Regions from separate parts of the Homo sapiens genome. Here all the other regions are linked to region 4. The links are chromatin loops, found by intact Hi-C in ENCODE. Cell type or tissue: chondrocyte. All regions are shown on one strand. Region 1 has its middle 390 kb from the start of SASH1. Region 2 has its middle 180 kb from the start of SASH1. Region 3 has its middle 92 kb from the start of SASH1. Region 4 holds the start of SAMD5 (sterile alpha motif domain containing 5). Region 5 has its middle 150 kb from the start of SAMD5. Region 6 overlaps SASH1 (SAM and SH3 domain containing 1). Region 7 has its middle 240 kb from the start of SAMD5.

What was found. Hi-C counts contacts between places; a loop is a spot of excess contacts. Peaks named below come from ENCODE experiments on the same cell type or tissue, not always from the same donor. Only the 100,000 strongest peaks of a DNase experiment are listed, where the experiment ranks them.
Region 1: a loop joins it to region 4, with 2.9 times the contacts of the local background. A loop is called at or near these places in 3 of 110 quality-filtered maps.
Region 2: a loop joins it to region 4, with 8 times the contacts of the local background. A loop is called at or near these places in 91 of 110 quality-filtered maps.
Region 3: a loop joins it to region 4, with 6 times the contacts of the local background. A loop is called at or near these places in 23 of 110 quality-filtered maps.
Region 5: it touches region 4 in a loop (4-fold over the local background); 45 of 110 quality-filtered maps call a loop at or near these places.
Region 6: it touches region 4 in a loop (6-fold over the local background); 34 of 110 quality-filtered maps call a loop at or near these places.
Region 7: a loop joins it to region 4, with 2.3 times the contacts of the local background. A loop is called at or near these places in 2 of 110 quality-filtered maps.

What each region holds. Positions count from the first base shown.
Region 1 is chr6:147,950,513-147,954,512 of GRCh38, forward strand. It overlaps a transcript of SAMD5 not described here. Among named protein-coding and RNA genes, the nearest start is that of SASH1, 390 kb to the right of the region's middle. In chondrocyte, no CTCF peak of the experiment used is centred here; no DNase peak of the experiment used is centred here.
Region 2 is chr6:148,164,836-148,168,835 of GRCh38, forward strand. No RefSeq gene overlaps it. Among named protein-coding and RNA genes, the nearest start is that of SASH1, 180 kb to the right of the region's middle. In chondrocyte, CTCF peaks have their summits at 1,707 (motif pointing left) and 1,912; no DNase peak of the experiment used is centred here.
Region 3 is chr6:148,249,278-148,253,277 of GRCh38, forward strand. It overlaps a transcript of SASH1 not described here. Among named protein-coding and RNA genes, the nearest start is that of SASH1, 92 kb to the right of the region's middle. RefSeq lists enhancers at 2,964-3,465, 3,466-3,965. In chondrocyte, a CTCF peak has its summit at 2,227 (motif pointing left); no DNase peak of the experiment used is centred here.
Region 4 is chr6:147,505,261-147,509,260 of GRCh38, forward strand. It overlaps SAMD5 (sterile alpha motif domain containing 5), which reads left to right and starts at 3,430. Exons shown (of 2, transcript NM_001030060.3): 1 at 3,430-4,000. The coding sequence starts at 3,669. RefSeq lists a silencer at 1,582-1,631. In chondrocyte, CTCF peaks have their summits at 1,276, 1,531 (motif pointing right) and 3,944 (motif pointing right); DNase peaks (open chromatin) are centred at 1,572, 2,201, 2,891, 3,171 and 2 weaker places.
Region 5 is chr6:147,652,912-147,656,911 of GRCh38, forward strand. It overlaps a transcript of SAMD5 not described here. Among named protein-coding and RNA genes, the nearest start is that of SAMD5, 150 kb to the left of the region's middle. RefSeq lists an enhancer at 1,892-2,061. In chondrocyte, no CTCF peak of the experiment used is centred here; no DNase peak of the experiment used is centred here.
Region 6 is chr6:148,462,952-148,466,951 of GRCh38, forward strand. All of the region lies in intron 4 of SASH1 (SAM and SH3 domain containing 1), which reads left to right. Among named protein-coding and RNA genes, the nearest start is that of SASH1, 120 kb to the left of the region's middle. In chondrocyte, CTCF peaks have their summits at 1,975 (motif pointing left) and 2,186; no DNase peak of the experiment used is centred here.
Region 7 is chr6:147,750,406-147,754,405 of GRCh38, forward strand. It overlaps a transcript of SAMD5 not described here. Among named protein-coding and RNA genes, the nearest start is that of SAMD5, 240 kb to the left of the region's middle. In chondrocyte, a CTCF peak has its summit at 2,345; no DNase peak of the experiment used is centred here.

The sequences.
Region 1 (4,000 bases), 450 kb after region 4:
ACTCACATTTGGCCCCGACCTGGTATGACCACCCTCACCCTGTACCCAGGCTGTCAGGGACAGTTCATGCTGGGAAGTTCACAGCCAGCACAACCTTCTCCTCCTTCCTAATGGGCACAGTGGAAACCTGGGCCATCTCCCCAAAGCAGCAGGGTAAGCTCAGGTGTTGGGGACCTTAAGTTTCCTCACTGAATCCAAACGTTTGGACCTCCCACATTCTTCCAGGCACTCTTGGAAACAGTCTGTTCCCGAAAACCCAAACAGGAAGCAGGCTGAAATCCTCCTCACCCTCAATATTGCTCTCAGCCAAATTTCACAATCCTGCCTGCCAAGATTTTGAAATAGAGAGGGGAGGTCAAGTTTTCTTTCTCTGTTTCCCTCGCCTCCACATCTTTCTCTTCCCACCGTCGTTCTGGAAGGGTGTTCTGCTTTCTTTACCTCATATTCTAGACCTTTCTACTCAGGCCATGTAATAAATTCTAAGATCTAGTAGCCAGGCTTGGCTCTCCATGTGCTAAGTGAGAGCAAATAGGACTTAAAAAAATTTTTCTCCCTCAATTCTGACCTTTATGACTGTTAACCCAACTCCAGGATTCTATTTGGTCATCAAAGACCAAACTGACCCTTTCTTTTCACCTTTCCTTGTTTCTTGTTTCTTTTCTTTCTTTCTTTCTTTCTTTTTTTTTTTATGACGGAGTCTCGCTCTGTCGCCAGGCTGGAGTGCAGTGGCGCGATCTCGGCTCACTGCAAGCTCCGCCTTCCGGGTTCACGCCATTCTCCTGCCTCAGCCTCCCACGTAGCTGGGACTACAGGAGCCCACCAACACGCCCGGCTAATTTTTGTATTTTTAGTAGAGACTGGGTTTCACCGTGTTAGCCAGGATGGTTTCGATATCCTGGCCTCGTGATCCACCCGCCTTGGCCTCCCAAAGTGTCTTTTCTTTCATTTCTACCATCACAGCCCTAATGCCCTTTCTATACCAGACAGGTCAGTGCATTGGGCTCACAAATGAGCAACTCAAGTACACAGAAATGCAAACGAGAGAAGCACATCAAAATGTGTCTACCGCACTGCGTGTCCTTCAAGGAGATTGGTGTGGGTTCCAGGGGATTGTGTGTTTGATCAGCAAAAAAATAAAAATGATATTTATTTTATTTGGTGGCTTATGTCAGGGGCATAGAGAAAGGCTGGGGCTAGACTTAAGGGGAATTTGATTGATTGGCCAAAGGCTTCAGTCATATAGAGCCACAGTCCCAAAGTGATTTCGGCAAAGCAGTCATTCCGTAAGATGTTCTGACAGACGCAGAATAAATGTATTTGGGATTGCTACATACCATATGGCCCCTCTTAAGACTCTTAATGTGTATTAGCATAGTAATGTTTCAGATAATTCCTGCCACATCGGGATACATAGAACACCATTTAACGCAGGGGGGCCATATTCATGTAACACCTATTAACAATCGAGAAATCTTTCCCTTGAGAACTGCTGCTAGTGTAATGATGAAGCTAGAAATTGGTTTTGGTGAGAACCAACAGGAGGGAAGTAGAGCTTTAGGAAGTTCTTTCAGTTTTTATTCAGAGTAAGAGGGCTTACTCTGTCCAAGGCACGCTGATTAATCAGTCCAAAAAGATGAATGCCAAATCGGTGCTTGAGGACTCAGAATTTCCCAAAATTGCCATCTTTATGTGTAAGTATAGAATGTCAGCTATTTACAGTCAGTTTGCTATGCAGTACCAGTAAAATACTCTGCTTGTATTTGATATATCAAGATTATTAAAGAAATTACCAACCTTCCCCCAAAATAATTGTTTTTAGTGAACAGCTAATGTTATTTCCTTTGCTGGGTAGGCGTGATATATTAATGGTGATGGATATCAATTGTGTATCAATGGAGATGAATGAATGTCAACACTTTGAACATACTATCAAGGTATTCCAAAATATTTTTATGGTAATATTGCTGAAACTAAGCCTTTTTTGGTGATCTTTGTTTTTGTTTGTTTGTTTGTTTCGAGACAGAGTCTCGCTCTGTCACCCAGGCTGGAGTGCAGAGACGTGACCTCAGCTCACTGCAAGCACTGCCTCCCAGGTTCAAGTGATTCTCCTGCCTCAGCCTCCCTAGTAGCTGGGATTACAGGCATGCACCACCACACCCGCGAATTTTTTTTGTACTTTTTGTAGAGATGGGGTTTTGCCATGTTGGCCAGGCTAGTCTTGAACTCCTGACTTTCAAGTGATCCTCCCGCCTTGGCCTCCCAAACTGCTGGGATTACTGGCGTGAGCCACCGCACCCGGCCCTTTTTTGATGATCTTTGAAAGAACCTATATGAAATAAAACTTGGAGAGACCTACATTTCATTTCATAATGTATTATCTCCTTTTTTAATTGAAAATATTACAACTTTCTATGTTAATCATGATAAAATGCCTCAGAGGACTTTTTATATTTTATACAGCTTGACCAATTTTATGTTTTAATTTTTAATTTTTTCTCCTTCCTTCATATAGTATTCTTTTTTAATGTGCCTTTATCCTCACTGAATACCCTGACATATTCAAAACCTCCTACAGTTGATGTCAGTAATACTAAGCGTCAAGATCTCCAAATTCATCTAATTCCAGTTTACTTTGTCAATAATCCTTGTCCTCTTTTCAAAAGTGTGGCATATTTTGAAAAATAATCAGATATTTTTAAATCCGTGTAAAACAGGAGAGTCCACTGTAAATCTTTGCTTTACCAAAGGTGGTTTATTCAGCTACAATTTCTCTCATTTTGGTTTTTTTTTTTCTCTTTCTTCCTTTGGCCACTTCAGCCATTCGACTCTCAGAAATTCTGTCAGGAAAAATAAATGGATATGAAATCTGAAGATAAAGGTTTGTGGGGAAAGAATAAAAGGATCATGAAATGTCAGGGCTGAAAAATATCTTAGCATCCAGCCTAGTGTTCTATTTACACCATCCCTGTTTTGGCTCCCAATCTGATTCTCTTCCTATTGCATCAAACTGAGTTTTAAAGAAATTTGAAACTATGCATTTCAAGACTATTTGGTGATTATGTTAATCTCCAATTCTGCCTATTTTTGATTATGTTAAAATCAGCCAAAATATAGAACATAGAGTTATGCTTATGCCCAACATCATAATATGCCTTCAGTTATTAACATATGTTGTAGGTAAGCTTGTTATTATTTGAAATGTAAATATTTATATGTGTAATGTGTAAAAGTTTTCAAATATGGGTCATAACATATCCAATGGTTTATTTGTCTATGCCACTAATACATCTTTGGGCACCCAAGTTTAAGTGCAGTACATTTTGCTGGTTGATGTACCAAGGAATGACTTATAATTGTGATGAAATTTGAACTTCATATTGCAAAAGATAATCATCATTTGCTAGAAAAAATTAAAACCGTTTAAATTTTTATCATAGAAAGAGCTAAAAGAAATTCTAAGTATATTTTTATAGATGAGCCACTTTGGAAATTTCACAGATAAAACACCAGCTTGTTAACAGAGTTAAGCTACCAAAAAGACACTCCAGAATGGGCCGTAACATAACTTTTTACCAGTGTAACTTACACTGTGATTTAAAAGTGTGTATGTGGTCAAATATGTTTCCTTTGTTTTCACTGAAGTATTTTTATTCAGTAAATACAGTCATTATTTTATCACCTTCGTGTTTTAAGCTCGAATTGTATTGAATCACATTTAGTAAGTAAAATAATCTATACTCCTGCAATTCTGAAAGTGATTCAAATCCATTTTAGGATACCAGATTGAAAAACAGCAACTTAATGTTGAGATAACGTCATGGGGTGCACAGTGATATTTTGATCAGCAATGGACCACATATAGGATAGCGGTGGTCCCATCAGATTACAATGGAGCTGAAAATTTCTTATCTCCTAGTGACACGGTAGCCATTGGAACATTATAGCATACTTTATTTTTATAAATTTATTGTGGCCTAAGTGTAAGGTGTTTTTAAAACCT
Region 2 (4,000 bases), 660 kb after region 4:
CACTCCCGGTGGCTGTGGCTCTGGGAGCACACGTGGTGGCCTGGGCCTCATAGGTCACCACCAGCAGGAAAGCAGCTGGGAGCCCAGCTCCTATGAGGCCCATAGTAGCCATCTTTGTATACAAAGACCTGCCTGTTTTGTGTCCATTCCAATACTGCATTTAAGAGCCTTTCTGCCTTCTCTGGCAATGTTATGTGTGCTGAATACTACATGTATCAAGAAGAAAGGAATGGAAACCTCCATGACAGTATTCGGCTACCTCTTCAGATAATTTACCCAAATCTTTCAGATACATTTAAACAATTCTTTTGTCTATGATTTAACTGTTACAAATAATGCCAGTGTTCAAATCTGAAAATATTCTTCACATAGCTGGCGTTGCCATTCTCTACTTACAATCCCACTGTGACTCTAGGCATATAATGTTCTTTTGCATAAAATGTTCTTCTGCCTTTATCTCTCTTCTCTGCTTCCTGCCAAGCTTCCATTCCAATGTCCCTCCATTCCCTTTCCAGTCAGAGACCAGGTGCTTCTCTGCCTGCCTTGCTAATCTCTCCTGCATCCATTCACCTGTCTCCATACCCCTGCTATTATCCTAGCCAGGCCTGTAATTTTTAGAGCTGAAAAGAACCACCTCGTCCAAGCCTTTGCTTTCGAATGAGGAAAATCACCTAAAGAAATGAAGTTAATGGTCGTTGCTTCAGGACTGTAGCTTGAATATGACCATAACACCACCTTTCTCTAGACCTATACACACTATCACACAGCCAGTGTCTCTCCACCTCAATACATCCTGCAGAGATTCCAGGCTGTTCTTTCTGAGCCACTGCCACTAGGCTCCTTCTCAGCTCAAAACCTTTAGTGATCCTCCATTGCCTCCAGAAAAAAATCCAAACTTCTAAAACTCACATTCAACCATCAAGCTCACTCTTCCCAATCCTACCCTTTAGATACACTTTGCAACCAAGTCAACTGACCTATTCATCCCCAGGTATTCTTCACCTGTCCAGGTGAGCTTTTACTCTCACACCTATGTGCAGGCAACTCACAAGTCTGGGTCCCACTCCTAGGTGAGAGCAAATATTGAGTGCCCCACTTTCCAAGAATGCCTTCCTGGTTCCCACCAATTAAAAATCATCTCTCCTCTACTATTAGTGACACAGTTTCTCATTCATATCTCCCTTATGTCACCCATTAGCTTGTATAACAATTTTGTGAACACACTCACTTGGATAGTCTCTGTAGGTCTAAAGCTTCTTACAGAGAAGATCCTAGTGTGTTTCACTTTTGCATATAGTACCCACAACTCTTGCTTATAGCACCCACTCACCTAGGATTCAGAAATGAACCAGTTTGTTCATATATTTCCAAGTTATTAGCCAGTAAAGTTAGAACTCTCTAATTTCTCATAATCAAATGTTAACTTTTTGTTCATCCTTTTTGTTAGATGCAGTTGAGATGGAGACGATATTATTTTTGTTAGGATACACAGCTGAACTGTTAGGATAAACAGTGTAACTGTCACCCACTTGAAGATATTTTAAATTAATTATATACTAGTAGACGTATTTGACATAAAGTGTAAAACAATGTAAAACATCAAATAAATAAAATTTTTCTTCTAAAGGAAGTCTCACCCCCACCCCTTCCATACACACACATTTACACACAAAAGACTAAAGTTATCATAGAAACTCATCAAACGTTTACTGCCATCTTGTGGACAGACAGACATTAGCAAAATACCCAAAAGAAATAACAGCCTTTTATTTGCCTAAGCGGCCTCTACTTAAATGCTGTGTGATTAAACCAAAGGAAGCAGCCTCTTCGTTAATTAAACCATTTGCCCAGAAAGTGGTTAGTCAATGCCAGGGAAGCCTTTGTTAATTGTTCTTTATCATTACAGAACCCTAAAATGGTTGTCAGAAATGTGCATACAAATTATCTTCGTGTTCTCATTCCGAATATCCAAGAAGGGGTGGGAGCAGGGGCAGGTCAGGAAAAGGTGACTGGGTACATTTGTATAGGCTTTGCTTCCTGGAGCAAAAAAGCACAAGAAATCTTTTAATTAATGCATTAGCAATTAGCAGTTTGCACCCCAAAGTACACAATTTACTCTTGATGGTTCAACAGTCTCCTTGATAAATTGCTCCCAAACAAGTAGACATCGAAGATGAAGAAATGCCTGTTTCTCCACGTTACTGTAAAATCTGTGATTCACAGAAGGGACTACCAATGGCCATATTATTACCACTTGCATATTGGAATTTAAATTAATCCATAAGAAATGGGCATGAAATAGGGCTAACAAAATAAAATATTACTCAGCCTCCCGAGTAACTGGGACTACGGGCATGCGCCACCGAACCGGGCTAATTTTTGTATTTTTAGTAGAGACCAGGTTTTACCATGTTGGTCAGGTTTGTCTCAAACTCCTGACCTCAAGTGATCCGCCTGCCTCGGCCTCTCAAAGTGCTGGAATTATAGGCATGAGCCACCGCATCCGTCCTGGGAGGTTTTCTTTTTGTGTTAAATATAGTCCTTATTCAAATACAAAGCTGGACCATAGCTCCACACGTTTTCATGCTATTACTTTGTCTCCAGGGTACTTTATTGCTTTCTGCTGGCCTATAATGAAACTCATATGTGGCACTGAACTTAAAGAAATGATTTCTTATATGAATAAAACTAGATCTCAAAGAGAACCAACCAAGGTGTGTAGAGCAAAGCTGACCCATGTAGCAGGCACTTTCCCTGCCGTGTCCCCACCCCTCTGCCCTTCCCTGTTTTGGTTCTCTGGGCCTCAGGATCACTGTGTTTTGCATTTCTTTCTTTCATCCTTGCCTGCTTGTGTTAATCACTCTAGGAAACTTGTTTAGACGTTAGCTGTCAGATAAGGCCATCCCCAGCAGTCAGAAGAGAATCGAATATTCACTTATTTATTCACGGAGCCAAAATGTATTGACCACTTACTAGGTACCAGTTTCTCTGTAGACATAAGGATCTGAAGGTTCAGAATCACTCACCTGCATCTGCTCAGGCTGAGGGGAGTCAAATAGAAGACAGGAACAGAACGGCCTGGTAGGTGCAATGCCAGAGGTCTGTGCACAGGGTTGGCGGCAGCTTGCTGTACTAGATGTAAGGTGCATGGGGAGGAAATCAAGGGTGGCTGTCCTGAAGAGGTCAGGGAAAGGCTCATGCTAAAAGTACCTTTGCTCCATGTCAGGAAGCTTGACTGTTATGCTCCTGGAGAGTGGTCGTTGATGGTAAGTGACTTCGCCAGAGTTTCAGTTCACTTCTTTGGGAGCAATAGAAATGTAAGAAGGGAGAGGATACATGCAAAGGGATCAAGACTGGAATCAGGAAGAGTCGGCCAGGCACAGTGGCTCAAGCCTGTAATCCCAGCACTTTGGGAGGCCGAGGCGGGCAGATCACCTGAGGTCAGGAGTTTGAGACCAGCCTGGCCAACATGGTGAAACCCCGTCTCTACTAAAAATAAAAAAATTAGGCAGGCATGGTGATGGCCATCTGTAATCCCAGCTACTTGGGAGACTGAGGCAGGAGAATCACTTGAACCCAGGAGGCAGAGGTTGCAGTGAGCCAAGATTGTGCCACTGTACTCCAGCCGGGCAACAGAGTAAGACTCTGTCTCAAAAAAAAAAAAAAGAAAGAAAGAAAGAAAGAAAGAAAAAGAGTTGTTATGAAAGTCTTCCATAAATCCTGGCTACCATGGTCATATCCTGAGGCAGGCAGTGGAAATGGAGAAGACAGCTACTCAGCTCTTAAAGAGGTAGAAATAGCAAGGTTTAGTGACAGGTTGAATATGGATTCTGATTGCAAAGTGTTGACAATGACGCTCTGGTTTCTGTCTTGGGTGACTATGTGAAGTGTGGCGCTAGGAGGGAGAAAAAGTAATATCTTTTTCTCACTCATCACAGTTCATGGCTGAGACCCCTATCACAAAACACAAATTAACAAGAGGAAAGCATAGAGATTTATT
Region 3 (4,000 bases), 740 kb after region 4:
TCAGAATGAATACTCCTGCAGAGACTGTAGATGTGAGTGCATGTGCACGTGTGTGTGTGTGTGTGTGTGCATGCATCACACACACATGCGCACGTGGGCTGATAGGGGAGACTTGGAGGAATTGGGAAGTGGCATTTCAGAGCTACAAAAAGGCTCATGTGTAAACAGTCTGTGTGATCAAGCCAGGTGTTCAATGCTTCTAGGAGCCAGGGTACCAAGGTACACTGAGAAAAGCATAAGCTTTCGGTCTAGACAGATAGGGGTACGAATCTGCAACTTACCAGCCATTTGACCTTGACCGATTTACCTTACCTCCCTACGCCTCAGTTAACTCATCTTAAAGCAGTGATAATAACATTTACCTCTCCAGGTCATGTCTGAGAAACAGAGGTAATGATGGCAAACTCTATTACATGCCAGGCACTGTTCTAAGCACTTTATGTACATTACCCTGTTTCAACCTCACAAGAGCCATGTGAGACAAGACACTGTCTTTGCAAATGAGGAAAACAGACAAACAGGGGTTAAGTAATTGCCTAAAATATATAGCCTAGGGCCTGTGCACCGCGGATTCTCAATAGACAGTAATGGTCATTATTTATGGTCACAGTCCTAAGTGCTTTACATTCATTCTCTCATCTGATCCTCGAAGAAAACATATGTGCTTAGAATGGTGCCTGGCATAAGGCAGGTGTTTGATAAATATTTGTTAAGTGAGTGAATGAATCTTCACTTTACAGCAGAATTAACTGAGGGTTAAATACTTGCCCAAAGCCACACAGCCTGAATGTGAACCCTGCAGATGAACTCCAGGGCCTGTGCTCTTAGCATTGCCAGTCACTTACAGTCTCTGCCCTCATCCCTCTGGCATCAGAGACAAGAAAGGTGCAGATAGGGGGAGGGGCACAACACCTGGGCATATCAGAATCATCTCAAGAAACCAAGACAGACTGTCTTCAGGGTTGTTTAGAAAACACGGAAGCATTCATCTTTTCCTTCCTCTTGTTCTGTCTTTTTCATCTCACCCTGGATATCTGCCTCGGCTCCTAAAAATCTTTGCTCTGCAACCTCCAGTTTCTAATTCTGGCTAACAGAGAGAAAAATATTAGAAATCGTACTCTCAGAGATCCATCATTCAGCTAAGACTTCTTAAGGGTTCTTAAGTAATCAGCCATTTGAGGTTTAGGATTATATTTGAGAGAAGAGTGCTGTGATGAGTGAAGAAGTATGTGATCCATTTGAATACACAATTCTCACAGGCTGCAAATAACCAGGCCTAAAAAAGCCTTAGTCTTAAAAAAAAAAAAAAAAACTGTATTTAAAAAAAAAGAATGAAACATTACTGAAAAAATGATACAGTGGCTGTAATTGAACATTCCTGTTGAATTAATTACTTTGACATGCATTATTTCTATAGTATTGATAGGTGGGCAGAGCTTCCAAAAACTATTTATTTGATTTAGAATTAGAAACCATCATGGGTATTTGCTTCTAGCTGGGTGGACGAATTGTTAAATTCTATCATCCCTATCCCTAGTGTTTCAGTAACTTGGTATGATTAAGCATGGATAAAAGCTAAAATTTTAAAAAGAAAGAAAAGCTCATTACCAAATCCTGAACAGCTTCAGTAACTTTGTGCCGGTCTCTGAAGGACATTTGTGCCTTGTTATGACAAGGAATTATTCATAATGTGTGCCTAGCATATAGATTGCATCCTTTATTTGAGACAATAAAAGAGTCATCCTTAGTAGCTGATGGAAATAAATAGGCAAGCAAAATTTAAAGGGAAGAAAAAAAGACCAACCAATAGGCCCCTATAATAATTGCTTGTCAGTGTAACATCAAGTAGTTCATCCTTTTAGGAACTCGTTATGTGGCTAGCCCATTATGTTCTCCGGATAGAAAAGAAAAAATGCAGTAATTCACAGAAAAGCAATGACAGGATTCTGCCAGTTTACCTAATAGTATTGACTAGACAGGAGAATTATGGCTTACAAACAAAGAGTGATTCTGTATTTGGAATTGTTTTGCTCCCTTTTTGTCCAATCAGAATTTTTTTCATTTAAAAAGTATCAATACCCCTGAAAAATATCAAATATACCACCAACAGCTTTTTGATCTGACTATAAGAGTGCACAGTTTCTAGATTCTTGCTCAATTACTTGCTTACCGAAACCTCTGCTGTGGCTAGGAGAAAATAGATGCTATACTTTAGTGCCCCTTGCTGGTCAACCTGAAGAAAATTGGAGCATAATGACTCCAAGAACCCAGGTTTCAATAAATGGAGTGGCAAGTTCTATTCAGACGGGTAAGAAGCCAAACTGATGTGGCCAAAACATCTGCAGCTAGTATGAAGAATCATTACAATGAGATGAGGCATTTGGAAATGCACATATTTTCTTTTTTTTTTAAATTATTATTATACTTTAAGTTTTAGGGTACATGTGCACAATGTGCAGGTTAGTTACATATGTATACATGTGCCATACTAGTGTGCTGCACCCATTAACTCATCATTTACATTAGGTATATCTCCTAATGCTATCCCTCCCCCCTCCCCCCACCCCACAACAGTCCCCAGAGTGTGATGTTCCCCTTCCTGTGTCCATGTGTTCTCATTGTTCAATTCCCACCTATGAGTGAGAACATGCGGTGTTTGGTTTTTTGTCCTTGCGATAGTTTACTGAGAATGATGAGGAAATGCACATATTTTCTTACAGAGGAAAAAGTGCAATAGAGAGAAAAGCTACACGTTAAGTCTTAGCCTAACTTAAATCCCGGAAATGCATTCCTATGAATGCACCCATATGAAGTAAACTCTTTCTAGTCTTGACGTATGACTTTGCTTGATTATGTCTCCAAAAACGTATGTGGCCTCTCGAAAACCACAAGGGAAATGATAGATACCCACAAATCCCTAGTGGAATTCTCAGTTCAAATTAAATTCCAAAAATAATGCAAAAACTTCTTTCTACAGAGGAAAAAGAGTATATGTACAGTAATGCATTAGATAATCGAAAATAACATTATAACCTATAACAAGCGAATTCTGATTACGGTGAATTTTCTTCCCTGTTTGCCATTTTTTTAGGATGTGATTATATTACTTTAATAATTCAAAAACAACAGCTACATCATGGCTATACTGACACCATCAAAGCTAATTATTTGTTTTTTATTGTTGTTGTTGTTTTGTGGTTTTTTTTCTTTTTTTTTTTTGAGACAGAGTCTCGCTTTGTCGCCCAGGCTGGAGTGCAGTGGCATGATCTCAGCTCACTGCAACCACCACCTTCCAGGTTCAAGCGATTGTCCTGCCTCAGCCTCCCAAGTAGCTGGGATTATAGGCGCTTGCCACCACGCCTGGCTATTTTTTGTATTTTTAGTAGAGGCAGGGTTTCGCCATGTTGGCCAGGCTGGTCTCAAACTGCTGACCTCACGTGATCCATCCGCCTCGGCCGCCCAAAGTGCTGGGATTACAGCCATGAGCCACCATGCCCAGCCCAAAGCTAATTATTAATAACTCTTAGGATTTCAGAGTAAGCCATCAGACCTAACACATCAACCCTATTTGGAACACTATGAGAGCTGGACTTAGAATTTCATCTCCTCCCTCACAAGGTACCCATCAGGAATTTGGATTCACAAGATCCAGCTCTAGGACCTAGAAAAAGTCCATTCAGGCAGACTGAATAATTCAGTGGCACAGGGGGACTAGCCCGTGGGGCAGCCTCGGCACACGTGCAAGCCACCCTCAGATGCTCAGCCTGCAGATAGACTCTGGAACCAGGCACCAAAGATAGCTGGTCCTTCAAAAGCCTTGCAAGCTTCATGGGACCTAGAATAGCCAAAACAGTCCTAAAAAAGAAGAGCAAAGCTAGAGGACTTTCATTTTCTTATTTCAAAACTTACTACAACGCTACAATGTGGTGCTGGCATAACAACAGATATATAGATCAGTGGAATCAAATTGAGAGTCCATAAATAAACCCTCATGTTTATG
Region 4 (4,000 bases):
CAAGCAGTGGAAAGATACAAGCCTCAATGGTTCACCCAAAGAGGACTCGAGTAAGTGTAGAAGTGTACAAGAGAAATAGAAGGGAAACCTGGGAAAAAAAAGTCTCTATAGCTCAGACTAGTGAAGTCTCCAGAAAGCAGGTTTCCTGAGAGGTCAAAAGTGAGTAGGTTTTATTTATGACTGATTAACAAGTGATGAATTTATAAAGGGCTTCCCTTCCAAAGAGAGCACCAGAATGCTTTATTTCCTAATTGGAGAGTGCTTTGCACATAAATAAAGGAGGATCGCTGCTGCCTGTCAGGGAAGCACTTTGATAGGGCAAGCATGTTCTCGTCTGTGTCCTGATTGACTGTGTGACCTTGGGCAAGTCATTCGTCTTCCCCCAACCAGTATCCCTAATCGTAAAACGGAAATAAAAATACTCACTGCCTTCGCTGAGGATTTATAAGACAAGATGAATATGTTTAAGCCCCCAGAGGGGAAAAGGCCACATATAAGAAGGCAAAGAACTACAGACTCGTGCTGTTGGACTTTTCATACAACTTGGGAAAGAAAACAACACAACAAAACTCTTGAGCTATAGGCCGGGCGCGGTGGCTCATGCCTGTTATCCCAGCACTTTGGGAGGCAGAGGCGGGCGGATCACCTGAGGTCAGGAGTTCCAGACCAGCCTGGATAACATGACGAAATCCCGTTTCTACTAAAAATACAAAAATTAGCTGGGCGTGGTGGCAGGCGCCTGTAGTCCCAGTTACTCAGGAGGCTGAGGCAGGAGAATTGCTTGAACCCAGGAGGCGAAGGTGGTAGTGAGCCGAGATCATGCCACTGCACTCCAGCCTGGGCGACAAAGTGAGACTCTGTTAAAAAGAAAAAAAAAAAAAAAAAAGAAAAGAAAAGAAAAGAAAAAAAGAAAGAAAGAAAGAAAGAAAAAAAGACAAAAAAACTCCTGAGCTTTAAGTTTTCCAGTCCCAAAACAAACAAACAAAAAACCCCCAAACAAACAAAAATCCTCACCCCATACAACCTGCCCATTTTTTCCCCCTACATGTTGCACAGCACAGCACAGGCTGGGGACTGTGATTCGAAGGTGAGTAGCTGGACGGCTGAAGGCTGATGTTAAATTTATCCCCCCAGAATTCGAACCCCTTGCTCCATCCGTAACAGTGAGATCGTTGGCAAATTAGTTTTGATGTCTCAATCTCTTCTTCTGTAAGATATGGGATAATATTACTATTTACCATATGTGTACAGATCTGTGAATAGATGCCTGGCATACAGTAATTTCCCAATAAATATTTGCTGATAATTTCTGTTTCTTAGCAGCATCATTCAAACTGCTGAAATATTTTCTTTAAAAAAAAATCAAAGGTCCTTCTGAGATAGTATTGGGATATAAAGATAAACGTGACAAAAACATTTGTGCTTCAAAGGGGAACCAGTATAAAGCCATAAAGCCCACTTTCTTCTGCTGAATAGAATGAGTTTGGGGACAGGGACAACGCCTTAAAATGGGTCAACGCGCGGACGCGAGGGGGCACTGTGAGTCCGCTTTGGCGAGGGAGAGGCGGCGGCCCGCGCGGGGCGGGGAGGGCTGCGCCCTTCCAGCATCCCAGCGCCCAGGAGCTTCGCCACCTACCAGGGTCCGAGACCTTAACTCGGTTCCGGAAAGGGCGTCCCGGGTGACCCAAGTTTGGGGCCACAAGCAGCTCCACCGGCTCTCCGCGTTGGTCTCTCCCCTCCCCCTAAGCAGACAGTCCTTTCTGCCAGCTGTCCTTAATTTGAGATTCGTGAGTCCCGGGGTTTGGGAAACCAGAACCCCCCTGCGACTGTAGGGAACGTTTTGGGTGCGCCTATGTCGGGTATTTTCCTGGGCAAAAGGACAGAAGCTGTCATCTGATTCTTTAAGGGGTTCGTGTCCCAAGAGGGGGTTAAGCTCTCTTGGTTTAGGATAAGAGGGCCCACCTAACCACCCACCCAAATGCCAAACACACAGCAGGTCGAGAAACGACTCTGAAATCACTCCTTGTCCACTTCCCAAGGTCGGGCGAGAGACTGGCACGCCCCACGGGCAATCTTCAGAAAAAAAGGTCAGATCTGGTCCTTAAACAGCTCAGGTGCGAAGCTGAATCGCCCTTCTGCGGAAAGAGAGGAGACAGTACCTGCCCCCGCCGTCCCTCACTTCCCTTAGTCCCAAGAAGAGGTCAGACACCGGGAAATGGGGCCCAGGCGCTTGGTCTGTTCCACCTGCCACTCGAGTCCCCAGTCCCAAGAGGCTGCTCAGACATTGGCATGATGGGGAAACTCGATTGATTTTGTTACCTCCTAGAGGGAAAATGCCGTGGGCGGAGATGTCTGAGCGTCCCTTCCAACACGAGCTGGGTGGTGCTCTATTGATTTTCACGCGATCCCCGGGCGGGAGCGAGAGGATAGGCTCGGATTCCCGGGCTCCAGGACCGAACGCCTGGCAGTGTCCCCGGGGGCAAAGCCACCCCGGGAGCCCGTGCAGTATACTAGGTGGGGGGCCCGGAGAGAAAGCATAGCGCCGACGAGGGGGAGGGGCCGGGCAGAAAGGAGGGTGGGGTACCGGGTGGGACACACTGACCTAGGAGAAAGTACAACCCACCCCAAACTTTCGCAGACCCGGGAGCTTAGGAAGGGAGAGCCAGGAAGACAGCAGCCTCTCCTGCCGCCCAACGTGCCCAGCTGCAGCGAGGAGGGGCGGCGCGCAAGCCGGCTGGACCCGGGCGGTCCCCACGTTGCGCCCACCCTCCGGGCCAAAACGCCGCCGCTCGGGTCACTGAGTGGCCGCCCACGGAAGAAGTCAGATCGCCGGGCTCTGGGCTGCGTACGGGATCCGAGGAAGGGGGATTCAAACGCGGATCCGGAAGGAAGGGACACTGAACCCCGCAGCGTCCCCAGCGCCGTGGGGCGGCGGGACGTGTCCTTGGGCTGCCAGCGGGCGCGGAAGCTGGAGTCCGGCAGGGTCGGGAAGAAGTGAGCACAGACTTCCACGGGTAGAAGAGTCAGATTAAACAGAAATGTGAAAAGCAACCCAGGGCAGCCAACGGAGCCCAGCAGCGTAGAAGCCACCGGCTTCCCGCCGGGAGGACTACAGTGACTGACACTCGCGAAGACTAGGCGCTCCCAGCGGCCGCGGGTCTGCGTGGAGAAGTCGCCTCGCGGCGCGGAGCGCGCCAGCGGCGGCGGCGGCTGCCAGAGCGCGAGATGCGGCGCGCAGCCGCCGGACCGTCCCGGCTGGGAAAACTCGCGGGCGGCACTGCGCAGCGCTGACCCGGCGCAGGTCCGAGGGGTGTGCCCCGGCCCCTCCCGTCTCCGCCCCCTCCCGCGCCAGTCGCGCGCCCCTCCCCGCGGCGGCAGCGTCGGCGGCGCATCCAGGGGCGGCGCGGAGCCTTGCTCAGCCCAGCAGCCAGTGCCTGCGAGCTCCGCTGCTGCTTGGGGAATTCACTTTGCTGCTTGTTCGCTTCTCCCTTCCTCAGGCTTCTTCTGATGGTTTTCCGTCTCCTGCCCGAGCCTTTCCTTTAAAAGGAAAACTTTACTGCGATACCCTTTTCCCCTTGGAGGAGAGGATTAAAAGTTCCAAGAACTGGTGCCGCCCGTGCCATTTGGGCGCTGGGAAGGTGCTCGGCGGCGGGGTTCCCGGTCCCACCATGTGCACCAACATAGTTTACGAGTGGCTCAAAGCGCTGCAGCTTCCGCAGTACGCGGAGTCCTTCGTGGATAACGGCTACGATGACCTGGAGGTGTGCAAGCAGATCGGGGACCCGGACCTGGATGCCATCGGGGTGCTGGCGCCCGCGCACCGCCGCCGTATCCTGGAGGCCGTGCGCCGGCTGCGGGAGCAGGACGCCAACGCCGCCGGCCTCTACTTCACGCTTGAGCCGCAGCCGGCGCCCCCCGGGCCGCCCGCCGACGCCGTCCCCACCGGCCGCCGGGGGGAGCCGTGCGGCGGCCCGGCCCAGGGCACCCGCGGGGACTCTCG
Region 5 (4,000 bases), 150 kb after region 4:
GCCTCCTCTGAGCATTGAGAACCCCCAGAATTCAGCGACTTCGATTTGTTTGCCTCCCAGAGACTAAGCCAACCTTCCTAGTTTACACACAAAATGCTCCCACTTAAGTACATACTCTACCATATTCCTTCCTGAAAGTATAAATATACTTTCTGAGTAGTCCAAAGTGTTAATGTTTGATTATATTGATTTGGAATTAAAAAAATGAGAAGCAAGTTGAACAAATCATTTCACATTTAAAATCCACGTATTTCCTAGAAATGTACCAAATTTTGATCTAAATAGGAAGTAAGGTATTTTCAGAGATAAATACTTCAAAATGGAGTTAAATAGACTTGCTTTATACTCAGAGATTCAAATAAGAAGATGATCTAAAATTTGGTTACCTTATTATTTGTTTTTAATTCCATTTTCCTTTGATTGCCTCATTTATAAAATGGCAGCCAAAGACATTTTGGACAGTGAGAGTATGTGTCTGATGTGCATATCACAGCTATAAAGTGTGTACATGTGAAGACTTCACACATCCATATGCATGTTATCCGTGGCTCCGTCGAGCAGTCCTCCTCTTAATTATGCTTTATATATGCTTTGTGCAGCCAGGCATTGATCTTTCAAGTACCGGTGTCTGGTTCAAAGACTTGTAATTAGGCAGAAAGATCTGGTAAAATGGATTCTATGGAATTATTCAAATGCTCTGTGTGTATGAAATTGTTCATCTAGAATTATTTATCTGGAAAAAAAGACACTTTCAAATATGCACAGAGCCTATTTTTTTAAAAATTGTATTCCTTTCCATTATTTACTGATATTCCATGCACTTCTTGGACATTTGCAAATTGCAGGGCTTTGTTTTTTGTTTTTTCTGTTTCGATATGAAGCTGCTTTGTTCTTTCCTGTGGGCCTGTTAATTGGTGAGCTCTTTATCCATGAGATCAAGAATCAGGGGCTTTTTATTAACTCATTGTGAGCTCTAAGATATTCCCATGGGCATGGAGAAGAGAAGTTGCCTTTGAGACTTCATGCTTCTCCTATTCTTTTACAACACTGGTCACAGCCCAGAAGATGTAATCAACAATGACACGAATTTAATCCACAGTTTAGAATTAGAATCCCCTGATACTGAAAATTCTATAATGAGCCTTTTTGTCTTTTTTCCTTTATTTTGTTAGCATTTACAATTCCTTTTACTTGTGCACGCTTTCTCCTCCAGGATAAAATCCTGTTAGGGATTTTAAAATAAATAATTGAATTCTGCATTCTAGTTCTAAAAGCCATAAAAGGAACAATGTTTATTTTTCTGGAAGACATTGTCATGGTCTGTAGGTGGTGATGTGAAAATTCTTAGAATTTTCTTTCTTGAAGATGGAGAGACCAGTAAATTCCTCTTTTCTCTTTCACACATAAATACACCATCATCACATACCTTTCTATAAAAGTATGAATTTCTCCGCTAAGTAGTCTGAGAAATTATCTCTATACAAAGAGCTCCGTGGGGGATTTGCAGGGTTTGGAAGTGAAGAAGAGAATGAAAGGAGCCCCTGAACAGTTTCAGTGACTCTCAGGAATTTCAATTCTCCATTGCTACATGGCTTATTATTATTATTATTATTTTTACCAAAACATATGATACCCCTTTCTAGGCCACTACTGTTGCTCCATTTTAGCGTTTTCAGAGAATGTTTTTTCTTCCTTCTGATTAGCCTGTTTTTCTGCTCCTGCTGCCGCTGCTGCTGCTATCCTGATGTAAGTGCCTGTGAGTAAGCAGTGAGCTCCAGTGTACAGGGTTTATTTTTTTTCTCCATGATTCTCAACAGCTTTTCTATTAGAATGATTTTATGCCTGGATGGTTTGACTATCTTTTTCTCAAAAAAAAAAAAATATAAAACAAAGTGCAGGAAACCCAAAATACCTTCCCAACAATTAGAATTTTGCTTGTTGTCAGTTTGCCCTCCATCCTCCTAACTGAGTCACTAGAAGCATCTGGGTCAGCCTGGGGATTGGTGGCAGGCACGTCTGGGGTCCTTTTGATTGACAAGCACAATGAACCCAAGTGATCAGGACCATGAGTGATGATTCACCACATGTGTGTTTAGTTATCATCATCAAGGCACCTAGCAATTTTACTTCTGAACATTGAAACTCATTTTTGCTCTTTCCCTCTGTATTTTCCTTGCTTTCCCCACATTTTTTCCTGAAGAATATGTTGGTTCCTCTTAATGTTTCATTTCAGGCTAGTTTGGGCACACAAATTTTCCATTTCCCAAGATATTCTCAAAGTGAAGAAGGCACTTCTTCTGATATACACACAGAAACAGGCTTAACATGTAAGTGTAAAAAGAACACTTGACTAGCTGCTAAGCAACCTGCATGACAGGAGAGATTTTGTACTATCTTGCTATGTGACTTTAGGTAAGTCACTTTACTGGTCCTCATTTTTGTCACATGTATGCCTTTCCCAACTAAAAAATTCAATTATTTTTATTTGTATAAATTTTCTCTTCTGAAACAATATTTATGCATGTATATCCACGTTGCCCTAGTTTTTTTTATAATACCTTTAAGCATCTTAAAACTAGAATACTACTGAATGGACAGAAAAACAAATCTGTACACAGAGACATTCAGAGTGACTTTATTAATCAGAATCTGTGTAACAAAATCAGCTCTTGCAGTACATCATTATAGGTGGCACGACAAATGCTAAAGAATATTTATGTAATTTATTAATTACAATATCTACTTGATTCTCTAGAATTTCCACGTTAAGTAAACAGAGAGGTTGCAAACTCTTCACATCTTATGTCCAACTGATTTTTCATTGTAGTTTTCTAGTTACAAAGCTGTTTTCATTGTGAAAAAGTGTGTTAATCATATAATACAATGAATGTGACAATTAAAACAATATAAATGCAAAAATCATATAGGTTTACAGAAAGAATGAACTCAAGTGTAAAAGCATTAGATAAAAGAAAGAATAACACTTTCTAACATTAGAAGCCACAGTCTACAACAAGGTTATAGCAGTTATGGATATCTATGGACCAAATAACACAGCAACTGCCTACATAAAATAGAAACCAATGGAATAAAATGTAAACAAACACCAGAGTCATCTAATTATGGATCAAAATCCAGTATAAAATAAAGGTAGTATTTAAGACCATGAGATAGAGATGGTCTTTTTATAATAAATGGTGTTGGGACAACTGGAAAGCAATTTTGAAAAAGGTAAAATTAGATCTGTTGCTCATACCACACACAAAAATAAACTCCAAGTGCATCAGAGATCTGAAAGTGAAAAGAAATAACACTATACACACGCTAGCAGAAAACATGACCGAATCCCTCTACAACTTGAACACAGAGAGACTTTCTACTCTTTAAAAATCCCTATACAACAAAGCAAAAGATAAATGTGGCTCCATAAAAATAAAACTTTTGCAAGTCAAAAGCAAAAAATTGAAAACAAACAAATACACAAACTATCTACTCAAAATGGTAAACACCAAAAGCAAAGACGTTAAAAGACAAATGACCACTGGGAGAAAATATTTTCAGTGTTCTTTTCCCATAAAAGGCATATACCCCTAAGTTGTAAACATCTTTTAAAAATTAAAAGAAAAAATGAACAAAAACTTTATGAACGAATGAGCAAATAAATGAAGCAAGAATGCACAGAAAGACAACATATGAAAAGATGTTCAAATCTTCTTCTCATTGTAAGAGAAATGAAATTGGAACAACACCAGTACTATTTCTAATTCATTAGATTGGCAAACTTAGAAGTTTGACGATACATTCTGTTGGAGAGGATGTAAGGAAATAGGAGCTCTCCTACACTGCTGGTGGGAATAGCAAATGGTACCATTCCTATGAAGGAGGATTGGCAATATGTAACAAAATTGTATATGCATTTGGTTTCTATCCTAGCAATCCCGCTTCTAAGAATTTACTCTAAAGATAAACCTCCAACAATACAGTATACGTGTGTGTGTGT
Region 6 (4,000 bases), 960 kb after region 4:
GGGGGGTAATGAGAGTATTGCATTTGAGAGGTGGAATTCTATACAAGTGTAAAGAATTTCATGTTGACCTGTGTTGTGTTCCTCCTCCTACTCTATGGTCTTACGAGGATCTCCACTGTAAAGCAGTAGACTCACTGGAAAAGAAAATATGGCAACCTAGAGTTTCCACTGTGTGGAGTGAGAGACTGCAATATAATTTTTTTTTTTTTTTAAGATGGAGTCTCACTTTGTCACCCAGGCTGGAGTGCAGTGGCGCAATCTCGGCTCACCGCAACCTCCACCTCCTGGGTTCAAGTGATTCTCCTGCCTCAGCCTCCTGAGTAGCTGCGATTACAGGTGCTCTCCACCACGCCTGGCTAATTATTGTATTTTTAGTAGACATGGGGTTTCACCATGTTGTCCAGGCTGGACTCGAACTCCTGACCTCAGGTGATCCACCCGTCTCGGCCTCAAAGTGCTGGGATTACAGGGTCAGACACTGCGCCCAGCTGCGATATAATTTTTGTAAAACGGAGTTTAATAATATTCTAACCAGAAAGGTAAAGGAGCACTCTGCCTTCTTTTCCTTCTCCCACTGGCTGCTCCTCCTAAGTCTCATTGCTGGGCCTCACTTTCTCTTTATGACCACTAAAAATCGGGTTGCCCTGGAGCTCAGTCTTCATAATGTTTCTCTTCGTAGTGTTCAGTCAGAGCTTAGAGTATGCAAGTCACTTACAAATTCTTATCTGCAGCTCTAGACTCACATGTCCAACTGTTTCTTTACTGTCTGCACAGGGATGTTTAATAAGCACCGCACACTTAGCATGTCCAAAGGGGACCTCTTGTTCCCTCCCCTGCTGTTCCCCTGCCCAGCTTTCCCCATCTGGGGAAGTGAATGTTATTTCATTATTTAGGTTTCTGCTCAGAGAAGCCTTCTCTGTCCCATCACCTCAACTTCTCCTCACTCCTTGACTCTGCAGTCGCCCTTCTTGAATCTGTCTTGTTTATTGCTATGTTCTCAGGACCTCAGAGGATGCCTGACTCCTACTGAGAGGTGAATAAATAAATACTGAATGAAAGAATGAGTGAAAATGAATACACAAAGCAATTTAACAAAGAATTTGTTAAAGACAGAGGTAGGAGGAAAGAAACCAGTTCTGGGGATACTGTCTCTTAAATTATTTTTATTTTTCAATGGGATTGATAAATTCCTTAATGTAGGAATTTTCTTAAGTGAATTTTGCCTTCAGGAACAGCTAAAGCAGTTTAGGGATCTTGAGGAAAAATGTTGACACTTAAGCAGATAGATTTGGGGTCTTAATAGTAGGAGTTATTGATGAACAAATATTTGCTAAGGTTCAGTTCTGAGACTTTAAATCCAATACTTGATGATAATTAAATGTTTAAATGGATTTTTAAAGCACAGCAGAATATTAATTATTGCTTCCTGGTCATCAAAATCCATGCTGAAGTTACCATACTTTTTACCCATTGACAATGAAAAAGATGAGTCCAAAGAGCAGATCCAGCTCCAGCGCCCACCATCCTCAGGCCTGGGGCTTCTGGCTGGAGGAAGGAGGTACTACTACCAGGAGGCCTCTTTGGAGCTGACGTCTGAGCATTAATTTCTTCCACCAGGAGATTAGTAAATGACCCCTTCCACCTGCTGCCATCCACTTTTGGACTTGGGTTATATCATTGATTTTTGCTCCTGCTGGATGAATTGTAATAATCATTCTCAAGGAGAAAGGAGATGGCATTTTGCACTGCTTCTATGCCAGCTTCTGTTTGCAGGGAGAAAGTCACTGCATCCAAATTCACACATTGAATTTGGATTCAACGTAAAATTCAAAGGATTGTAAATTTGATGAGTTGGGGAGCCTCACGCTTATGAAACATGGGCTTGTTATTCTTTGGCCAGCATCTAGGTGGTGAACTTGTGAAATTTTAAAAACAAAATCCCACTCACCACAGCAAGATGAATAAAGAAACTACAGTGCCATCTGCTGGCATCCTGGGGAAGTTCAAGCAATGCCTGGGCCAAGTCCAAACCGGAGGATAAAATTATTCAAAGTGTGTGGTAGTTTGAAGACAGTAGATTAAAAATAGTGAAAATATTGTCAGTCATCATTTCAGAGAGGAAAATGCAATCACATTTTGTGCTAATGGTGTAGCAGTGGGAGCGTACATTTTTCTGCAGTGTACTTTTTGAAGTATTTTGATGACTTTTAGGGAAAGTAAAAATTCACAATTTGTGTTTTCACTTATTACATAATAAGTTTTATCCTGAGGTGGGGATATTTGGTCCATAGCAGTTAGGTCAAGACTTCTCTAGTCCTGGCCGGTCACGGTGGCTCATGCCTGCAATCCCAGCACTTTGGGAGGCCGAGGCGGGCAAATCACCTGAGGTCAGGAGTTCAAGTCCAGCCTGGTCAACATGGTGAAACCCCGTGTCTACTAAAAATACAAAAATTAGCCAGGCATAGTGTCATATGCCTGTAGTCCCAGGAGGCTGAGGCAGGAGAATCGCATGAACCTGGGGGTGGAGGTTGCAGTGAGCCGAGATCGCATCACTGTACTCCAGCCTGGGCAGCAGAGTGAGACTCTGTCTCCAGGAGAAAAAAAAAAAAAAAAAAGACATCCCTAGTCCTTAGGGTGAGGACAAAAATACATATGGGGCTCCCTGTCCCTCTGGTGGCCCCTTACAGAAAACATGTTTAACCAGCTGCAGACCCCAGCCCGCTGAAGTAAGGTGGCAGCTGCACAGTCCCATGACTTGAAGTGCAAAGTACAGCACAGTAAGATTTTTTAAAAAAATTAAGAAGCTAAACTTAGCAGAAACCCTTCTTTCTTTCTGAAGGATTTCCTGCCTCAGTCCCCAGCCAACTAGCTTGCTCTTATTTTGCTCCCACTTCTCCCGTGGCCCTGAGCATGTTACATTTGCTGCTTCTCTTCCTCATTCTTCTCCTCCCCTTCCCCCTCGTCATTTCTTATGCTTTTTTGTTCCTGTCTCCCTCCGTCTCTAACCTGTGGCTCCCCTTCCTTCGTGTTCATCCATGTACCTTACTTGTGCGTTGTTCAGTACATTTTGGCTGAAAGATTTAAATTTTGAAATGGCTACCTCCTAAAAGCCTTGCAGGTAAATACAGGTATTTTCATTTTTGTGTGGATAGGAGGAAGGAGAGTAGGTCCTAGCCATGTTTTGGCACAATTTGGTGATAAGTGAGATTTTCCTTACATGTTCTGTATTCACAGCACAGGAATAAGGGGAAATAACTAGAATTCAAAACTAGCTCTTGTCCTCTCTAGCGGTTTCTCCCCTGATTCTGTTCTTAGCTCCGACTCTCCCTTAGTTTACAATAGAAAGCTTTCAGATTTTTGTGCTGGTCATCAACAGTTCTCTGCACTCAGCCGTGGAGAATGGTGGTGCTTGCAGGGCATGGGCCTGCCACTCAGAAATGGCACCCAGTGGTCAGCCCACACCAGTGCAGCTACACCAAAGGGTGGTGGCTTATTAAAGGCTGCTCTGCGTGAAAAAGCCTCCCTCCCCTCTCTCTGGTCACCTTAGATTCTCAAGGTCCTTTTATCCAAAAGGTAGGCAGAAAATCACTTTAGGTGATTAGGATATTCAATTCTTCTTCCTCTGAATGAGACAGAGTCTCATTCAGTCACCCAGTTTGGAGGTCAGTGGTGTGATCATAGCTCACTACAACCTCGGACTCCTGGGCTCAAGTAGTCCTCCTGCTGCAGCCTCCTGAGTAGCTAGAACTAGCACTATAGATGCATGTCACCATACCCAGTTGAACTTTTTAGAAGTTTTTTTTTTAAAGAGACAGTGTCTCACTATGTTGCCCAGGCTGCTCTCCTCCTGCCTCAGCCTTTGCTCTAATTTTTTCAGTGTAACTCATACCTGGCCTCCCACTTTCTTGTCTTCCCTAGCCTTCAGATGCAAAAATCACCTCTTCCATCTTCCTTCCTGGTGGTGAACTTGTAGTGAAGATTCAGGTTTAAATCCCCCAAG
Region 7 (4,000 bases), 250 kb after region 4:
TTCAATTAATTATTTAATGTGTGTTTTTGTGTCTATATGTATTCATCTATTTTTGTTCCAGTGCCACATGTCTCCTGACTTTTCTTCCTCAGAGTAAAAATGCAAGGATCCGTTGCTTCTCTCTCTTCCTCTCCTGTGACCTCCCTTGCACACATTGCTTTAGACCAGGCTTCTCACAGTTTGATGAGGCTCAGGATAATGGGAGAAGGAAGGCAGCTGTTCAAACACAGATGACTGGGCCCGGCACAGTGGCTAACGCCTGTAATCCCAGCACTTTGGGAGGCCAAGGCGGTGGATCACTAGAGGCCAGGAGTTTGAGACTACCCTGGCCAACCTGGTGAAACCCCATCTACTAAACATACAAAATTTAGCCAGGTGTGGTGGCACATGCATGTAGTCCCAGCTACTTGGGAGGCTGAGGCAAGAGAATAGCTTGAACCCGGGAGGCAAATGTTGCAGTGAGCTGAGATCGGGCCACTGCACTCCAGCCTGGTGACATTGCAAGACTCCATCTCAAAATGAACAAACAAACAAACAAAACACTATGGATGGCTGGACTCCACACCCAGCCCTAGATTATGACAAAGTAGATCTGAGAAGTTGCATTGCTGACAGAGTTCTGGGTGCTGCTGCTGCTGGGCAGATGACCACATCATGGCTCCAACGACACATCTCCTTTCTGCTCCTGGAACACACCAGACTTGTCCCATCTCAGGGCCTTTGCACTGGCTATTTCTTCTTCTTGGAAAGTTCTCTTGTCGAGACCCTTCAGGTTTTTTCTTAAATGTTATTTTCTCATGAGGGCTTCTTTGGTTGCTGAAGTTAGAATTGCAACTCCCCCTTGCTCTACAATACTTCCCACCCTCTTTCCTTGCTCTTTTTATCTTTCACCCGTTTAACATGTTATATAGTTTATTTATGTGTAGTGTTTTTTTTTCCATCTGTCTCCCTAGTAAAACGTAAGCAACGGAAGTGTAGGAATTGTCTATATTTGGTTGCTTTCTTGTTGTATCCTCAGCACCTTGAACAGTTCCTGGTACATAGTAAGCCTCAGCAAGCACTTGTTGAAGGAGTGAATGACAGATTCACTAAGAGTTTACAACAGGGATCCAAAAGAATTATTGCAACCACAAAATAGGGTTCAGTCAGTGATGGTTATAATTAATGCATGCCGAAGGCTCGTAGTTCTCTAGGGGTTTGCAGAAAATGTTTACTTTTCGGGAATTTATATCCTGAAAGACATGAAATTATTAACCCCCGTAAAAAAATGGATCAAACCAGATGACACTAATCACACGATTGAGGCCTGTTCTTGTACTAGGTGCAAAAGAGTTGAGTTTCTGCTGGTGAGACGCTAACTCTCTTCTTCTTAGGACCTTTCTTTATTCTTTTTTTGGATTAAAGAATAATACTTGTGGAAATATTCTTTTTTTTCAGAAGAGATCTGAACTGATTTACAGGAAATACAAACGTATATAATAAATAGAAGATGGTACATAAATAATTATATGAAAATCTGGTAATATAGTAATAACTAGTAATAGAAACTCTCATCATATATTAAATATCAATTGATTATATCTCATTGTAGCATTCTATCAGAACCTTGAAAACAGTTACATCCCTGGCTCCATGCTTTTAATTCTTTGATAAAATTGAATATAATATATTTGTAGAGCAGAGAATCTTTGTGTACATGTGTATGTCAGTATTATTCCTCATTATCTCTATGGTAAAATGGAAGATATAAGCATCTTGTTCTTGAAGTCTGAATTTATAATCTTGATATGTCCCTCTGACAAGTGCAAAATCTTACTCATATCACCTCTGCCTTTAAAAATAAACTGTTGTCTTTATCAAAAACAACAGAGAAACACCAGGCCTCAAATAACGCAATCGTGTTTCATTGTGATACCAGTTCTCAGTCTTCCTTAGGTATTTTTCTAACTCTTGAAGTTTAAAACCTAATAATAGGAATTTTTATTCATGTTTTATATATTTATGAATTTTTCAATATACATACTGTCACAATGGAAATTTTTGGAAAGCAGAAAGAACTGTTAATTATTCCATCGTCATTTGCAGTAATCTCCCACAAACCCTTTTCTGGTATTGATAGAGATATTTTTCAAGGCTTGCAAGTAATAATTATAGTATTGAAAAAATGACAGTTTGTGTGTACTCACTGTGAGCTGTGTACTTTTACTGGAAACATGCAAATTAGGGCTCATGGAAGGCTGCATAATAGCCTCTAATTATGTCATATTTCCCTGAAATTGTATTATATTTACATATTCTGGAACTGAGGATGACACCATAGAGGGTCCTCTCATGGCACACTTATGGAATCTGACCTCATGGTGGCTCAGTTAAGGCAGGAATGAACACAGAAAGCTATGCTAACTAGAGACTTCAGCACTCTGCACTTAAGCATTTCCGAAAAGAAATATGTTAGAAGCAATTTGAAGCATGTTGGAATTTGTTTGGAATCCAGATTTCTGCTTTTAGAGCTACTTACTGTATACTTAAGGAGTTCTCATACAATTGGAAGCAATTTGTGGGTGACTGCATTTATTTTTGCCTTATTGCCCTAGAGCAGTAAACTGTCAGACTACAACAGAATTGGAATGTGATGCTTGTTTCATATGATTTTACAAGGAGTATGACCGATTTCACTTTGACAAAGAAACATAACAGTCAATGCATTTGCTTAAATATTAACACTGTTATCAGTGTTGATTCCGACATTCAGAAAGCCAATGCTGCTTTCCTTTGCTGCAGCCATGATTTAAACATGCATTCACTGGGAAGTGCAGAGTTCATGGGAGGCAGGCCCTGTCCAGGAGTAGAGGAATTTGTTGGACTTTTATACAGTGCTTATCATGTCACAGGCATACATTGAATGGGAAAACACCACACACACAGACGCCCCTACTCATAGTTGTAACTGCTTTGCTATCATTAGTACAATATTTTCATTTTATTTCACTTCATTCTCATTAGTACAACATTAACATTTGTGGGTACATAGTAGGTGTACATATTTTATGGGGTACATGCGATGTTTTGATACAGGCATGCAATGTAAAATAAGCATATCATGGAGAATGGGATAGGTATCCGTCCCCTCAAGTATTTATCCTTTGAGTTACAAACAATCCAATTACACTCTTTAAGTCATTTTAAAGTGTACAATTAAGTTATGATGGACTAAAGTCACCCTGTTGTGCTATCAAATAACAGGTCCTATTCATTCTACTTTTTTGGTACCCGTGAACCATCCCCACCTTCCCCCCAGCCCCTCACCACCCTTCCCAGCCTCTGTAACCATCTTTCTACTCTCTATGTCCATGAGTTCAACAGTTTTAATTTCTAGATCCCACAAATAAGTGAGAACATATTTGTCTTTTTGTGCCTGGCTTATTTCACTTAATATTGTGATCTCCAGTTCCATCCATGTTGTTGCAAATGACAGCATCTATTTCTTTTTATGGCTGAATAGTACTCCATTGTGTATATGTACCACATTTCCTTTATTCATCTGCTGATGGACACTCAGGATGCTTCCTGATCTTAGGTATTGTAAACAGTGCTTCAACAAACATGAAAATATAGATGTCTCTCCGATATACTGATTTCTTTTCTTTTGGGTATATACCCAGCAGTGGGATTACTGGGTCATATGGTAGCTCAGTATTCAGGTTTCTGAGGAAACTCCAAAGTATTTTCCATAGTGGCTGTACTCATTTATATTCCCACCAACAGTGTACGAGGGTTCCCTTTCCTCCACATCCTCACCAGCATTTATTATTGCTTGTCTTTTGAATATAAGCCATTTTAACTGGGGTGAGCTGATACCTCATTGTAGTTTTGATTTGCATTTCTCATTGATGACTAATGATGTTGATCACTTTTTATGTGCCTGTTTGCCATTTGTATGTCTTTTTTTTTTTTTTTTGAGAAATGTCTACTCAAATCTTTTACCCATTTTTGGATCAGA